2 separate regions of the Homo sapiens genome follow, and region 1 is linked to region 2. Evidence: chromatin loops called from intact Hi-C (ENCODE). Cell type or tissue: psoas muscle. All regions are shown on one strand. Each heading gives the region's core, and the rest is flanking DNA. Links, peaks and the distances in the headings are about the cores only. Region 1 overlaps DST (dystonin). Region 2 overlaps DST (dystonin).

Region 1 (5,390 bases), core at 323-5,322, 51 kb before region 2:
GGGGTATACTCTGCATATATAGAGATGTATATTTACACATGCATTTATAAACATAATAGTATAATAAATAAATGGGGATATTCTATTCTTTTTGCTTGGAACTATGTACTTTGATAGCAGAATGTTAGTTGCATATCATAGGAGTTGAAGTGATGGGTGAAATGATTAAAAGATGGTACCTGGCTGTTGGCTTTCATAACTGTTAGATTTGGACAGTACTCCTAAGGTGCAAATTATTAAGACTGCCTGAAAAGAAGGCAATAGTGCTAGCTGTCCTAAAATCATTAATGCAGTGCTATAAATCCAGCATGTTTTAAGAGCTTGTGTTTAATTACTCTGTGGAAAGTTCTCCTTTCTTTAAAATTTAGTCATTATCACGAATTATTTTAGGATGCCATGAGGAGACAAGCTCGGATTTTCCACTTGTGTAATAAGGATATTTCAAAGAACTGTAGATAGGTATTTTCTGGCATCAGGAACGGGAACGTGCTGACCTAATTATTTATCTTTTGTTTAGTTTGACCAAGCAGCTGATGCTGAGTTATCCTGGATTACTGAAACAGAAAAAAAATTGATGTCTCTGGGTGACATCAGGCTTGAGCAAGACCAGACTTCTGCTCAGCTTCAAGTTCAAAAGGTGAAGAAATACATTTCCAATTGCCATATGAATTATTTGCTGGTGTGCTCCAACTCTATAAAATGTGCTTGTATGATTTACTTTTTAAGACCCCTCTAGTGTAACGTGATATTTTTAACTACTTAGCCTAATTGTTTTCATTTTAGTCATACAATTTCTTGTTTTATTTTTTGTCTTTATTTTGGTAAATCACAGACATTCACCATGGAGATTTTGAGACACAAGGATATTATTGATGACCTTGTTAAATCTGGGCATAAAATCATGACCGCATGCAGTGAAGAGGAAAAGCAATCAATGAAGGTATAATCTTGTCTGTGGACTGGTAGTGGGACTCTTGAAAAAACAGCAGGTGTTGAGCTTTCAGTCCTAGAAAAACACTTCTCCGTTATCCACAGCTGCCATTTAAGCAGCAAAAATAATTAGTTTAAATAAGGCATTTTTCAAGTTTATAGAATAACAGTGAAAGGAATATTTCTTAAGAGAATCACTATGAGGACAATCTTTTTGAATAGGCACAAAGGCTATTAAGGTTTGAGACCTTGGTTAACTGGCACGCATTAAGCATTCAGTTAATGTTAGCTGTATTATTACCATTATTATCAGTATAAATTATTGTTTTTTATATGTATCAACTATTGTTTATGTGCTTCAGAGACATTTGGGCCTCTTAATAAAAACCAAAATATGTGGCTCTCTCTAATGCTGAAATCCATTTTGTATAAAGTTACAGTAAGCTATATAGGGAAAATATGATCTGAGTAATTAAGGAAGCATTCAGCTTGTGTAGTTTTAATTATCCTTTAATTTGGCAGAAAACCAGCCACAAATAAAAATGTTCAATTCATATTCAGACATCTAAGCAGCCTGAAGAAATTGATGCATATTCATGCTTCTGGTAGGAAAGATATCCCATGCATGGCAAAAAAAATAGGAATCTCTATGCCTAAAATCATATTTTAAAGAGTATGCATTGCTTTTAAGGTAGACCACAGATAAAATAATAGGATGCACAATGTAATGATATGCACTCTTTTATTTATTTATACTCTACAATGGCAATTTGCTTGTTTATAATTGAATATTATTTTTATAAAGACTCTGATGTGAAAAATACAGATTGTTATGAAATAATTTCTTTGTTATTCTGTGGTTTATTGAGTTATGATTGTGCTTTATCTTCTTCTGCTATTAGTTTTTGCTATGAGTTTATACCATAATCTAGATCACTGTGACTACCCCATTAAATCCGTGTATAGCACAATGGCAAATGTTCTGCTTTGATTCCTCTTTCTCTTTCTCCTTCTCTTTCTCTTTCTCTTTCTTTCTCTTTCTCTTTCTCTCTTTCTCTTTCTCTCTCTCTCTCTCCCTCTCTCTCTTTCTATATATATATACACACACACATATATATACACATATACACATATATATGTGTGTGTGTATATATATAATTAAATTTTGTTAACTAAAAATTTTGACAATTTCATTTGCAAAAAGTGGTCTTTATTTTTTTTCTGCAAAATATATGTTGCCAGAATCATATGGGACTTGTTTTCTAATCTTGAAGCCATTGTAAGAATGACTGGAGAATTGTGTGTATTGTTTTTGGAGATCTCAGTGTCTTATTCATAAAAACTTGAGGCACTTTAATTTAAAGTGAACTTTTGTACGTATAAACCATTAAAATCTGAATAGCTTTTACTGATGTATTCATTTAACATATATTTGTCAAACGCCCACTCTGTCCAGGTGTACTGTGCTGGACAGAGCACTCTGGAGTGTGTGTGCTCGTTGGCCTGACCAGTTAAACATTTCATCCTTTTATTTTCTAGAAAAAACTGGACAAGGTACTGAAGAACTATGATACCATCTGCCAGATTAATTCAGAAAGGTATCTGCAGCTGGAACGGGCACAGTCCCTGGTTAACCAATTCTGGGAAACATATGAAGAACTTTGGCCATGGCTGACAGAAACACAATCAATCATCTCTCAGCTTCCCGCCCCAGCCCTTGAATATGAAACTCTAAGGCAGCAGCAGGAAGAACATCGGGTAAGCCTGGTGTGAAAGAGAATATTGTATTCCCCATTAAAAGAGAATCATGATTTTTATGGTGGTTTTTAGTACAGTTAAACACTTACATGATTAAGGCATTTTAGAATACCGTGTTCTGGTCTGTGTAATTTGCTTACCTCATAATTGCTTCTTATACAGGGTTATAGTGAGAAGACTCATGTGGATATACTTGTTGTATATGTCATTAATTACATCACAACTTTTATAAAATATGCAGTATAAATCATCTAGATAGAAAAAATTCCCATTTAAAAATGTTATAGGATTAAGCTTTTGAAGTGCTTTCAATTTACACACATTGAATTGTTTTAAATTTATACATTTAGAATGTAAATGCAGAGTGGAAATATATGGGAGAACCATTATACAGACAAGGCCATTGAGTTTGGAGAAAATGTGTAATATAATGAATGTGTCAAAATAGCAATATTATGAAAGCTATGAAAAGGAAAAATGATGAAGTATAAAGACAGATTATTTTGTTCACCTTAGGTACATGGAACTCCTTTGAAGTTCTTGTTCCTGTAAGTGTAAATGGGTAAAGTAGGAGGAGCACATTTACAACTACAGTTACATCACATTTTAAACATGTATGAAATGGCACATAAAGCCCTCTTTTCAGCAGTCACTTAATTGTTAATATGGCTTAAAATTTTGTAAGGGTTTATGTGAGAGAGCATTCCAGACTGTCAGAAAAAAACTAGATTTCTTGCTATTTATGGACTTGTGAACCTAGTTGCTCTTCCAGATCTGTACAGAATGTACTCTGAGACTAATCATGGTGTGCATGTGTGTGTGTATGCGCATGAGGGGGTGTGTGTGTGTGTGTGTGTGTGTGTGTGTGTGTATACGCCTGTGCCCAAGAGAGAAGGAGGGAGAGAGGGAGAGAGAGAAAGGGAGGGAAAAGTTCAATTCAGGGTTTATTACATCATTGTTTGGAATATGTGACATCTTGTTAATCTTGTTTGTTTACCTTTTTAATGAATTGGCATTGAAGACTATACTGAAGTATTTATTTAAAAGAGAGTTTTAGAGACCACACTTTAACTTTATTTAATATAGAACAGGAATCTTATGGAGTTCTATCTAAATGATTCAGCAGGAGAAAGACAAGTATGTAGAATTCAATTTTTGTATAAAGATTTATTTGTGGCAGAAATCTGATATCTACTTACTGAATTATTTTAAATGAAAAATGTTTCATGGATTTCTATGCTGAGGTGATTTGAATAGCCACATTTTTAGCATAGCATCAAATAGTATGGAAAGGCTCATTATTGAGCTGAAATTTTAAAAATTGAGTTTTTTTGCCTTTTTGCATAATCTTTAAGCTCTCAAAACAAATTTGTGATTGTCTGTATAAAGGGAGGTACAAAACTTTGTAGCCACATCTTCAAATTGTTTAAACTAAAAGCTTTGCTGTTGCAGAATATTTGTAGCCTCCTAGGATGGCATTTCTTTTCCAGCTCTACAGCATCTTCTCCATGTATTTTGGGGGAAAATCTAGTTCATTCTAGCCAGGAATGAAAAATGGCTCCAAGGGCCATGTTACCACATGATAGATATCAAGTCACACCAGATAGCTCCAGCATGACTGGACTCCTATGACAGCATGTGCCAAGAATCATTTTGTCACATATAAGGCAAAAGGCATCTCCTTTTGGGCCCTTTTCTGATACACACACATACCTGAGTAGATGGCTGGTAGGTGTTCTCTTGCCTGTCATGGAATGGTTTAAGAAGGGTTTAAAAAAGGCTCCTCGGCCAGGCACAGTGGCTCATGCCTGTAATCCCAGCACTTTGGGAGGCCGAGGCAGGTGGATCACCTGAGGTCGGGAGTTTGAGACCAGCCTGACCAACATGGAGAAACCCTGCCTCTACTAAAAATACAAAATTAGTCAGATGTGGTGACTCACGCCTGTAATCCCAGCAGTTTGGGAGGCCGAGGCAGGTGGACCACCTGAGGTCAGGAATTCGAGACCAGCCTGACCAACATGGAGAAACCCCATCTCTACTAAAAATACAAAATCAGTTGGGCATGGTGGTGCATACCTATAATCCCAGCTACTTGGCATGCTGAGGCAGGAGAATCACTTGAACCTGGGAGGCGGAGGTTGTGGTGAGCCAAGATCGTGCCACGGCACTCCAGCCTGGGCAACAAGAGCAAAACTCTGTCTTAAAAAAAAAAAAAAAGGCTCCTCTCACTACTTGCCAAGCCAAGTTGCCTTATAGTGATGCTATACAGGTGAGATCTACCTAGACCCAAAGGAACTCCAGAAATATCAGCAGAGATGTAGCATTTTATTTGAGAGTCTCTTGATAACTCTTGAGTGAAAGCTTGTTTTCCAAGCATTCCTGAAAGAACATTGACAGGAGAACGTATGTAACATCTTCAGTTTTCCTTTTCCATGAGATTATCTATAGCTGATATACCATCACCACCTCCATTCGGTAAAGCAGCATGAAGATACCTAATTATGCCAAATAAAAATAAAAACTTGGCCTGGGACGCCCAGGAGCTAGATTGCAAACATGGCCCTCCCACATTCTTATGTGCAGCATGCTATATTAGACTCTTCCTTCTTTTAAAATTGAATTCATCTTTATTTAGCCCTTTCTAAAACTATTTTGAGGCAGTCTTTTGAAAACCTTCAAAAACATTTTATTACATTGGTGAT
Region 2 (5,390 bases), core at 83-5,082:
ATTAAAACACTGAAAAGTAGCAGATTTTTTTCTACCTAGAGTTTTCTGTTTATCCATCATGAGCCCAAATAAAGTCACAATTGTATGTTACCTGCTTTACAAAGAAGCCATTTATGTTTAATTGACTGTTCATTTTGCTTTCTTGTCTGCTGGGATGACAACCGTGAAATTCAGTCTGGTAGTTTTTATGAGTTGGACATGAACCTATTAGAAATGATTTAAAGTATAAAATCATTTCTCACAGGCTTTCAAAACATAAACCTGTGATCAGAAACCTGGAATCTAGAAATTTATTCAGGACTTGCAGAATTTGTAGCATATCTACATTATTGGAGATCTATTGAAAGGGCAAGAAAAAGATGATTGCCTGTTAGTATCAACAGTTATGGTACAGACAACTATGAGAGAAACCTTTTAGATTTGGCAGCTGTATCATTAATAATGTGTCATTGGCTATTCTAATATTACAGTAATCTAAAATGGCATATTAATCCAGCCTTTAACAAATTGGTTTACCAGATCATTAGGGATGCAGAAATTTTAGTTGACTGTGAAATTTATATGAGTCATACTCATTTACTTTATTCTTTTTAAGTGAAAACTGCCCTTACAGAAAAGAAAATGAGTTTATAAAGATTTCTCACAGAGTTCAGTGGAAAACGGTTTTACTGTAAGAGAGAGTTTAATGAAGAAGAATCAAAGCTTATTAAATTTTTCTTAGAATCATTTTATTTTGGATAAGCCCTGGGCAAGTGGGCCAGTGCTTACTTTCATGGCTATGTTTAATTCCTAGAAACATTTTAAAATTACTGCCTTACTAATATTGTTTCTGTCATAAGAAAGAAAAATAATTTTTAGACCAAAGCTTTGGTAGTATACTTGATAACCTTTGTAATCTTTTTTTTTTCAAACTGTTTCCTTTGGGCTAAATCAGCATGCAGCCGTCTAACACAAATCATTACAAACCCCCTTTTCTGAGATTTTACTAATCGCTATGAACTAAGCAAGAAATTAAAGTCGGTTGCTTTAGCTACTGCAAATTGCACATCATCCTGTAGTTTAGAATTATTATTGACAACTAGAGGTTCTTTCTTTCTTCACTGAACAGTTTGGAGACTCCCAGCAACTGCGACTGGTCCGGATCCTGCGGAGTACTGTGATGGTTCGTGTTGGAGGTGGATGGATGGCACTTGATGAGTTCTTAGTGAAAAATGATCCTTGCAGGGGTAAGGAGATGCTTATCATGATAACATCATGAAAGTATTTCAATTTTATATTATATCCAGCACCAAAACATACTGGGCATAATTTTGGTCATTTATTCCAATAGTGAATGTTTCACATTGGTCTGTCAGCCTAAAGTTCCCAAAGAACCTGTGGCAGTCATGTAAACCATATTCTTCTCATTTTTTTCTTTCTTTTTTTTTTTTTTTTTTACTTTTTCTGGATAAATATGGTGGGCGGGAAATACTAGAATCCATTTTCTTTAGGAGACTTTTACATCTACGATTTTCCAAACAATTATACCAACCAAGGAAAGGATTTTGTCTGTTATGACATAGCAAAGTAAGAGAAAAGAAAATTGAGGTGATGAAGACCGAAAATACTGGATAATAAAAGTTTAAAGGTCAAAGTTTTTATGAAATGAAGAGCAGGTGAGGAAAGCCATAATTAAAAAATTTTTAAATAATAATCCAATGCTAACTTGACTCTTTGAAGTTGCAGATTAGAACATTAAAAATATAAACATATAATACTATAGCTCTCTACATATCTTCCAGCCCAAGTCCTAAGTTAGCTTTTAATTTTTCTGTTTTGAGATCCTTCTGTCAATTTTTAAGTTCTCAACCAATTTACGTTACACGTGGTCATTTGATTGCAATTTCTAATTAGGTACCAATTACTCAGTAGGCCCATTTTTCTTCCCCCCCAAGAAAAAAACAATAAAATTGTTATAATTTTCTTTTACCTGTGAGCTCACTGTAATCCTTTTTAGCAAACAACAAATGTTCACGTCAGTGCTGTCTCCTTCAGCTACCAAGTGGGATCCCAGGTTTCCTCCTGTAGGGCCTCTTGGTTTTGGTGATGGTGTCACCATCTGGTACACATAGACATATCAGTCATCAGGCTTCTCCACCAAGGCCACCATGGATTGTTATACATGTTATACAGTAGCCCTGCTCTCTCCTGGCCAAAGACACACCTGCGAGAGAAGTAAAACAAGAACAAAAGCTCCTGTTTGTTTTATATTTTGAAAATAATGTAGCCTAAGGTAAAATGCAACTCCATTTATGAAGAAATCAGAATACATAGTGTTCTGTTGGGTTGCTTAGGAAGGTTAGCATGGCTGTGGCACAGTCTTCCAAATACATTTTTCTTATTGAGCCAATCCCTTGAGTGCTTCTTTTCCTGATGCAACTTTTCTTCTAAAATGTGTGCTAAAGGCCAGATGTGAGCACCCTTTGCATATTCAACTACTGTACTTTGTTTCTTCTTCTGCTAACAGTATTCTTTAATGTGATTGGTATCCTGTGTCATTTTTTCTAGTTCATCATCATGGGAGTAAAATGTTACGTTCGGAATCAAACTCTTCAATTACTACTACTCAGCCTACTATAGGTTGGCAACCTCTCTCTTTGCCTCTCCCCTCTTTCCTTTTCTCTTTCCTACTTTTCCATTCTTGCTTCAGTCATTTGTTTTAAAATAACATGCTTCATCCATCGCGTATGGCTTAACTCATATCCAGCTGAGCTGGTGCTTCCAAATTTAAATTCTGAAAATTTGATGACTTTGGTTGTGTTACACATGCAGGTGTTATAAGTGATCAAACACATGCTAACACGTTGCTCACCGGGTTCTTGTGGAGTGTTCTCCGTGTGCGTATGTGTTTGTATGAGTGCTGCATCACTGACTACCTCACAGATCCTTGGGTCTGGTGTTTGTTATTGCATGTTGGTAAAACAGTTTTTCAAGGCATAAAATAAAAATACTAGCTGCCTCATTTAAGTGAAAAATCCAGAAGTTTATATGTTGTCATCATGACTAACAAGCCATCAATCATTGTGTGTAATTATATTCTTTAATTTATCCCCATGTTGAAATACTGGCATTCTCTTTACCTCAATAGTACATGCAAAAGACACAGTCCCTGCCTTACTGGTCTGTCTTCTCAGTGTGATGAGAGGGTAATGAAACCATGTGGGCATCTGTAGCTGGTGGATTAATGATATTTTAGCATGAGCTTTCCATTTTCATGCTGACACTTTCTTTAATAGTGGTTATTCTTGCTGGTGTCTAGTGTTAGAATAAGCACACTTTATTTTTTCCTCCCCGAACTCACCTGTATCCAAAAGGAATGCATTGTAAAGGAATGCATTTAACTTTTTGTTATGCTGAGTTGGAGTTGGCATGGCAAAAAGATGTTCTTGAAATTCTCAACGTGATCTCTGGTGCCAGGTGGCCGTTCTTCCCATTAACGATTGAGCGCCTCTTCTTTTCCGTCTTTTCTTTGTGTGCATTGTTGTGTGTGTATAACCCAGCCAAAGGAAGGACAAACATGGAACTGCGTGAGAAGTTCATTTTAGCAGATGGTGCCAGCCAGGGTATGGCTGCTTTCCGACCCCGAGGCCGAAGATCCCGGCCATCATCACGAGGCGCTTCACCCAACAGATCCACTTCTGTGTCCAGTCAGGCTGCGCAGGCGGCCTCCCCACAGGTCCCTGCCACCACCACACCCAAGGTAAGACTCAGGATGAAGACTTTTCCTCCACCTTTGCAATCAATGTCCCAAGTAGACTTTTGAATGTTCTATTTAGGGCCCTAGAATTTGTAGGACCAGCTATCTCCATTTGTGCACCTTCTCATACTGTGGGAAATACAGGAATTTTTTTTTGAATGTATGCTTTTGCCTAGTGGCCCACATAGAGATGATCTATTTAGGAAGCCTTTGTGATCTTCCAGATTGATTTTTCTTTTTAAAGCTTCATTCATTTTTTTGGTGTGTATGATTTGCCATTGGATCTTTTCACTTATTTTAAATTATTATTCTTACTGTGAAATGTGACTCTTTGCTATGAATATCTCTTTCTGTGGCTTTGTTTTTTTTATCTGCTATCCTTTTCATTTGATTTGCCATTGTTCCATACAGATTCTCCATCCTTTAACACGCAATTATGGTAAACCATGGTTGACAAACAGCAAAATGTCAACTCCTTGTAAAGCAGCAGAGTGCTCAGACTTTCCCGTGCCATCTGCAGAGGTATTGTAAGGCCCCAGAGTCCAGTCTTAACATTCTCCTTTAACTGAAGCTATCACTCACTAACATCGTTGCACCACTCCCTAAATATATGTACTTTGCTAACCCTATGTCTTTTTATACACTTCTATAAGATAAGTATCAACCGAGCAGTTCTTGGAAGATGTGAGAGTAAGGGGTTAACAGAAAAGATAGTCTGCAGCTCTTTAAACAGTGTCAATTTGACCCAGTCACTCCTGCAGACTACCTCCTTTTTGTTCTCATTCGTACTTAGTTCCACTGTTATCTCTTGGGAGAGTAACATAGAGTAGGTTATAGCCAGACTTAAGTAAAATTTCTTTTAAAGCTACTAAATATACTAGATATAATATGGGCAAGAAGTGCAACACATTCCCTTCAAATGGGAGTAAAAGGCAGTATGATTTGCAAGAGCATCACTGAAAAGAATGTTTACTGAATGTTCACTGTGGGCATGGTCCTTCTGGATGTCTGTTACATTTATACCTGCCCCAAAACTTTGGGCAGGTGTGACATAAGCTCTCAGTATCAGTGCAGGGGGGTCAGAGGGGTAGGCTTAGGTATGCAGAAAGTTATTTGTCATTTTCAACAGGTAATAAATGTATGGGTTTTTTTTAAAGATTTTAATAACTAATTTAAGCATGCTCTAACTTTTTAATACGGCATGATATATGGGGAGAAGATATTTAGGTGATATAAAATTTGCCAAGATGAACTCATGTATCAGGTCATTTACATTCAATTGAAAATCAGCTGTATATCTTTTTAAGAAATTTCACTGTGAAACAACAGACATAGGTACAAAATAATCAGATATTTTATTAGAATCCCAATAATTAGTGGGGAAAAATCCCTAAATACCTTTTCTTGAAATTGAAGAAGGTATTTCACCTTAATGATAAAGGACGTAACTTAAAGGCCAGGATCCTCAAATAAAAGTAATATAATAACTTTTAAAAGCCCTCTTATGCTTTTCAAAACACTTTCTTGTCTGTTACTTAATCCTCACATTAATAATAAGTGACAGGCAGAGAAAAAATGTGTTACCTTCATGACTCCATGGCAATCTCATTGCTGAGAAGTGGGAGAATTGGAACAAAAACAACCCATTCTTTAG

What was found. A loop is a pair of places that touch in the nucleus more often than their neighbours do. Peaks named below come from ENCODE experiments on the same cell type or tissue, not always from the same donor. Only the 100,000 strongest peaks of a DNase experiment are listed, where the experiment ranks them.
Region 1: a loop joins it to region 2, with 1.8 times the contacts of the local background. A loop is called at or near these places in 4 of 110 quality-filtered maps.

Annotation. Positions count from the first base shown.
Region 1 is chr6:56,512,748-56,518,137 of GRCh38, reverse strand. DST (dystonin) reads left to right here. Exons shown (of 104, transcript NM_001374736.1): 70 at 518-637; 71 at 833-940; 72 at 2,470-2,688. Among named protein-coding and RNA genes, the nearest start is that of COL21A1, 270 kb to the right of the region's middle. In psoas muscle, for the core only: no CTCF peak of the experiment used is centred there; no DNase peak of the experiment used is centred there; H3K27ac peaks cover 1,146 bases.
Region 2 is chr6:56,461,914-56,467,303 of GRCh38, reverse strand. DST (dystonin) reads left to right here. Exons shown (of 104, transcript NM_001374736.1): 99 at 1,109-1,226; 100 at 2,548-2,619; 101 at 3,540-3,739; 102 at 4,148-4,258. Among named protein-coding and RNA genes, the nearest start is that of COL21A1, 220 kb to the right of the region's middle. In psoas muscle, for the core only: no CTCF peak of the experiment used is centred there; no DNase peak of the experiment used is centred there.